Regions from separate parts of the Homo sapiens genome. Here region 2 is linked to region 1. Evidence: read pairs that join two places in POLR2A ChIA-PET (ENCODE). Cell type or tissue: PC-3. All regions are shown on one strand. Each heading gives the region's core, and the rest is flanking DNA. Links, peaks and the distances in the headings are about the cores only. Region 1 has its middle 14 kb from the start of LRRC72. Region 2 overlaps LOC105375168 (a long non-coding RNA gene).

Evidence for each region. ChIA-PET counts read pairs that join two places held together with the same protein. Peaks named below come from ENCODE experiments on the same cell type or tissue, not always from the same donor. Only the 100,000 strongest peaks of a DNase experiment are listed, where the experiment ranks them.
Region 2: POLR2A ChIA-PET joins it to region 1 with 8 read pairs; 2 of 35 experiments call an interaction of 5 or more read pairs at or near these places.

What each region holds. Positions count from the first base shown.
Region 1 is chr7:16,511,375-16,514,299 of GRCh38, reverse strand. No RefSeq gene overlaps it. Among named protein-coding and RNA genes, the nearest start is that of LRRC72, 14 kb to the left of the region's middle. RefSeq lists an enhancer at 1,847-2,348. In PC-3, for the core only: no CTCF peak of the experiment used is centred there; no DNase peak of the experiment used is centred there.
Region 2 is chr7:16,427,399-16,430,323 of GRCh38, reverse strand. The region is part of intron 2 of LOC105375168 (a long non-coding RNA gene); the gene reads right to left. Among named protein-coding and RNA genes, the nearest start is that of CRPPA, 7.3 kb to the right of the region's middle. In PC-3, for the core only: no CTCF peak of the experiment used is centred there; a DNase peak (open chromatin) is centred at 1,403; H3K27ac peaks cover 1,021 bases.

The DNA.
Region 1 (2,925 bases), core at 173-2,672:
TTTCTCTAAAAGTTCAAGAATTGTCTGTCGGAAGTCGTTTGACAAGAAAATTTACCAAGAACATTATTAGACTGGTAAACTTGACAGTTGCTTTGCTAAGAAATTCTAGCTTCCCCAGCTTCAATTCTTCTTACCCTACAGCTGTTTTTTTTAATCTTGCCTCATTTTTTCATATATTATTCTTATTTGAACAAAATTCTTTTTATTAACTTCATTTTGTTACTTATATAAGGATCACACCTAAACTATATAGCTATGGTAGTAATAAGTTTATGCTTTGTATTAATTATGAACATTTAAGAAACTTCACTGGCTGGGCTCACGCCTGTAATCCCAGTACTTTGGGAGGCTGAGGTGGGCAGATCACGAGGTCAGGAAGTTGAGACCAGCCTGGCCAACATAGTGAAACCCCGTCTCTACTAAAAATACGAAAAAAAAAAAAAATTAGCTCAGTGTGGTGGCCTGCGCCTGTAATCCAAGCTACTCGGGAGGCTGAGGCAGGAGAATTGCTTGAACCCAGGAGGCGGAGGTTGCAGTGAGCCAAGATTGCGCCACTGCACACCAGCCCAGGCAACAGTGCAAGACTCTGTCTCAAAAAAAATAAATAAATAAAAATAAAGAAACTTCCTTTAAGCCAGGTTTGGGGCTCACACGTATAATCTCAGCACTTTGGGAGGTTGAGGTGGGTGGATCACCTGAGGTCAGGAGTTTGAGACCAGCCTGACCAATATGGTGAAACCCCATCTCTACTAAAAATAAAAAATAAAAATAAAAATAAAAAATTAGCCAGGCGTGGTGGGAGGTGCCTGTAGTCCCAGTTACTAGAGAGGCTGAGACAAGACAATTGCTTGAACCCGGGAGGCGGAGGTTGCAGTGAGCCAAGATTGTGCCACTGCACTCCAGCCTGAGTGACAGAGCAAGGCTCCTTTTCAAAAAAAAAAAAAAAAAAGAAAAAGAAAGAAACTTTATTTAACTGGTGGAATGACCCTGAGGCTCTTGTCTGTAGTCCCACATGAGACCCAATGGGAAATCGTAAAGCTGGGCTATGGCTTTCTCCCGGTTAAGAGGAAGCTTCCAAGCTCCGATTTCTACACTGTTTATCTGTAAATAATCCTACCTGTTGTTTCCAATAACCCAGAATATAAGTCTCTCCTATTTACCATGTGCAGAGCTGCTAGCAGACTCACTGGCAATGATATGCGCTAACTTTGGAGTAAAGGTATGTTACCAATTCAAATGTTTTTATTACAATATCAGAACACCAAGATCTACTTGTTTAAATAATAAAGGAGTGTCTTGCCTCCATTAGCAAGTAGTTTAAAGAGAGAGCAGTTTTAGGTTCCGTACAATCATGGCCAGAGCTCTAAATCTCTGCTGTTAATAGTTTTAAATCCTACACTCTTCTAAGTTGGCTCTCTTTTCAGGTTACCTTTCCGCATCACGACATAGCCATCACAGTTCCAGGATTCACATACTGACATGTCACCCTTGAGAGAAAGTAGAGGGCCTACATTCCATGGTCACCTTCTTAGGAGAGTCTGGGCTGTTATAACCAAATACCATAAACCTCGTGGATTATAAAAAATAGAATTTTATTTCCCACCGTTTTGGAAGCTGGAAGTCCGAGATGAGGGTGCCAACGTGATTGGGTTCTTGTGAGGGTCCTCTTGTGGGTTGCAGATGGCCACCTTCTTGTTGGATCCTCACATGGTGGAGAACAGAGAGAGTGCTCTCATGTTGCTTCTGAGAACCCTGAAAAGTTGAGACAGGTCTCAGTTAATTTAGAAAGTTTATTTTGCCAACATTGAGGATGAGCCGGTGACACAGCCTCAGGAAGTCCTGACGGCATGTGCCCATGGTAGTCAGGGCACAGCTTGGTTTCATACATTTAGGGAGACATCAATCGATATGCGTAAGAAGTACATTGGTTTGGTCTGGAAAGGCGGGACAACCTGAAGCAAAGGCAGGAAGTCTCGAAGCCCAGAGGGAGCTTCCAGGTCGCAGACAGGTGATACACAAATGCCTACATTCTTTTCAGTTTCTGATGAGCCTTTCCAAAGGAGGCAAATCAGATAAGCATCTATCTCAGTGAGCAGAGGTGTGACTTTGAATAGAATGGGAGGCAGGTTTGCCCTAAGCAGTTCCCAGCTTGAGTTTTCCTTAGTGATTTTGGGGGCCCAAGATATTTTCCTTTGGCACTTCTTGTAAGAGCACTAATCACACGCACAAAGGCTCCACCCTCATGACCTAATTATCTTCCACAGGCCCCACTTCCTAATGCCATTGTGTTGGGAGTTAGGATTTCAACATATGCATTTTGGGGGCACACAAATATCCAGCTCATCACAACTACATAGAACATGGAGTAATGTGTGCCCACGATGGTTAGCTATCCCTTTTCCCACACCCAGCACGGACCCTGCTTAGTTGTCATCACAGTGCCGTTGAGGTGTGTTCACCCCACTCTAAAGCGATGTTTGAAATCAGATGACAGCACTACACTTTATTATTATTTTTTTAATTAATTAAGGCATGGTGTCTCACCCTTGTGATCGTAGCACTTTGTAGGGCTGAGGGTATCCCCTTTCCATGGATACCCTCCTTACCTTTCTTGGGCTCAAACTTTTTACAACAATCCTGCCCCTGCATGAATACCCACACCCATCTCTCCCTGTGCCTGCTTAGCTTGCATTGCCAAGACATTCCCTTCTTGGTCTATACACCATGCCAGTTTCCTCTGCTAAGCTGATGCTGCCCTCATTCAGGTGGAGTCTGACAGTCCACACTCGTGTGCCTGGACCTCCCTCCTCACCCTGCTATACCCACCGGGATGCCCTGCTTCCACGTGAATGTTCTCCTCACCTGGCTTGAACTCTGACACTGCGCCTGTGCTCCTACTCACTTCCACTCACAGGGTTGCTCCCT
Region 2 (2,925 bases), core at 164-2,663, 84 kb after region 1:
TCTTCGGCCAATTAATCAGAAGTCAGCCCTCTGATGACTCAAGCCTAGTCAGTCAAACCGGGGTTGTGTTTTACTTCATGCTAAAGAGATGTGAAATCCCAAGAAGGAGCCAGTTATAAGACCCGGGTCAATGAGGTTAAGTTTGGGAAAAAGGTTGCAAGTGGTGGGTACACCCCATGAATAGTAAGACAGTTTTCTAGGCAATGAGACAAATGCAAGATTCGGCCCATTCACAAAGTGAAGCTGCCTGTCCTGGTCAGGACTAGCAGGATTAAGTTCGTAGATGAAAGACACAAGTGAATTCCGGTTCAGCAGAGCTGATAGTGAGATACCCAATTCAGGAGGTAGTGAGGAAAAATAAAAAGACTATAGAAAGGCAAGAGGCCAGGAGAACCAAGACAAGCATAATGAAATTTGATAACTTGCCCAAGACCAGTGTTGGTTAGTTTCATGTATAGTTTTGTTATTGTACTATAGCAGTTAATAACCATATATTTTTATGAAGTTAAGAGAGAATAATTACTAAGGAAGATTTGACAAAGGGGGAAGTTTCTGATTTTCTTTTTAATCACTTGTCAAGATCTTGAATTCTTTCAAGGATAAGTGGTAGGAGAGGTGAAAAGACATAAGAAGTTGGAGTGAGAGAGTCTTTACAAACTTAAAAACAAAACAAACTTTTTATTTTGTGAATAGTTTCAAGCACTCTAATTTTTCTGAAGAGTAAATGTAAATAGTTCTTTATTGATTTAAGTTTATATTCAATGGTAAGTTTAACGTTCAATTATTCATTTATTCTTTCATTTATGTCTTAAGCCAATTAGTGGTAGCAATGGTCACAAAGGAAAGTACTTAATTTCTATTTAACTTATTTCTATTCACGTACAGTAAAGACAACACAGTGTCCTCATTTATTCCTCTTAACTGTCTGCTGCAAGTTACTTCTACATAAAATATTGTCCTTTTGTCACCACTAAGTACTTATTGTCCAAAACAGTACAGTTTATTGCTCTCCTAAGTAGATGATACAGCATCTTCCCAAACTCTGTATATTCTTTTTTTCTTCTTCTTTTTCGTGGGGGAGGAGGGAGGGTCTATCCCAGTGAGTGTCCCATGCTGGAGAGCAATGAAACATTCTTTTTGCAAAAATCAAAAGCTTGTTTATATCCTTACATCCTTTGGACATCACTGAAGAGACTATATTATTATATGAAAAGACTGTTGCAGTCTTCTCTCTCCCTTCTCCATGTTACCCCTTGTGCTTCTACCCTACCATAGTCCCTTTCAATTTGCTTAAGATAAAGATGTGGTGCCCTCATGGGTAAGGCACTATAAGGCAATGATGTCTGAAATTCAGACTATTGGACAGCTCACTTCCTGTATTTACTCTGTGCTTGGCAAGTTGATGGGGGTGGTGGCTGTGGTCACAAGGAACAACGTCCGCATTCTCTTTTTCTTATCCCTCAGATAAAAGATATGACTTTGAATTCCTTTGGACCATTTTCATCTTAAAGCCAAATTTTTTCTTCTTTAAATCTTCTTTTAGCAATGAGTCAAGGTTAAAATGCATATAAACAGCTGTTGTCAATATGTTTCTTGCAGAAATGACAAATCTACCTTTTCTAGCTGTTGCTTTTCTTTAATGATTCCATATGTTCCTCCCTTCCACAGATTATTAAGGCTGGCCACCACCATCTCTAGATTAGTGATTTGTTTCCTAAACAAAACTTTCAAAGATATTATCTCTGTTACATTGTCCCTTGTGCAAGGGGTCATTACCCTCTTTTGGTTTCTGGAGTAATGTGGCATCCTCAGTTGAACTGCATGCATTAGTTCTGTGCTCAGAGCAGTTTCAGGCAACAATTCCTATTCTATTTAAGCTGTGGTCAAGGATACTGCCTTTGATGGTTCTCAGAGGTGACACTGTGTTTAAATGACAGCTTTTACAAGGCAAAATGAATTCTAAGTGCACACACACACACAGAATGACAGGTCTGTAGAAATACCAGGGGATGATCTGGTTTTCTGTTTCTCTTCCATCATTCTGTTCTGGTACTTAAATATTCTTCCCTTGTGTTTCCCTTCTTACAAATTAACAAGAAAATGAAACAGTTTAATGAATTTCTTATGCAATTTTAAAATAAATTTCTTATGCAATTTTTATATGGTATTTTAATATATTACATGCATTTTGCTTTGGGTACTGAAATTAAATGTATTGAACATAAAGTGAGTTGGGGTATAGTTCTTTTAAATTCAGTGTTTATTTCAGTCTGGCTGATAACTACACTGGAATCTATGGAGGTGTATCAAAACTCAGATTCCTGGTTCTACTCTGGAGGCATTTAATCAAAATTTCTGTCAGTAGATGCCAGGAATATATTTTCTAAGATTATTATATAATATATACTATATAAATTATATTGTATAAAATATATAAAAATACTACATAGAAACAATTGTTCCAGGTGCTTCTTATGAAAAGTTAAACTTTAGTATCATTAATTCAGTCCTAAGGCTAAATATTCACCATTGCTTCCCTTTTCAGCTATACAGGAAAAGCAGAGTGGATGGTAGAGACAACTGACAATAACTTTGCAAGAAATATTATGAAAATAAAAGATAATAATAATGTTGTCACGTGGTATTGTTTAGTCTGCATTATCTGCAGAGAGACCTCAATTCTGAGTGTCACCTTTCTTATGTATAAAAATGAGTTAAAGGTCAGAGGTTAATAGACTGTACCATTTACATAAGATACACAATAGCAAAACAGAAATTAGAATTCATAGGCTGCCAGAAATTATGGGGATGGCCCATGGTAGAATGTTAATTTATTTCTTCTGGCTCTGATTTCAGTGGAGTTAAAGGATGAACCGTTAAGCTGTTCATTAGTACTGATGAGAAACACCCCAACTAATCTCAAGA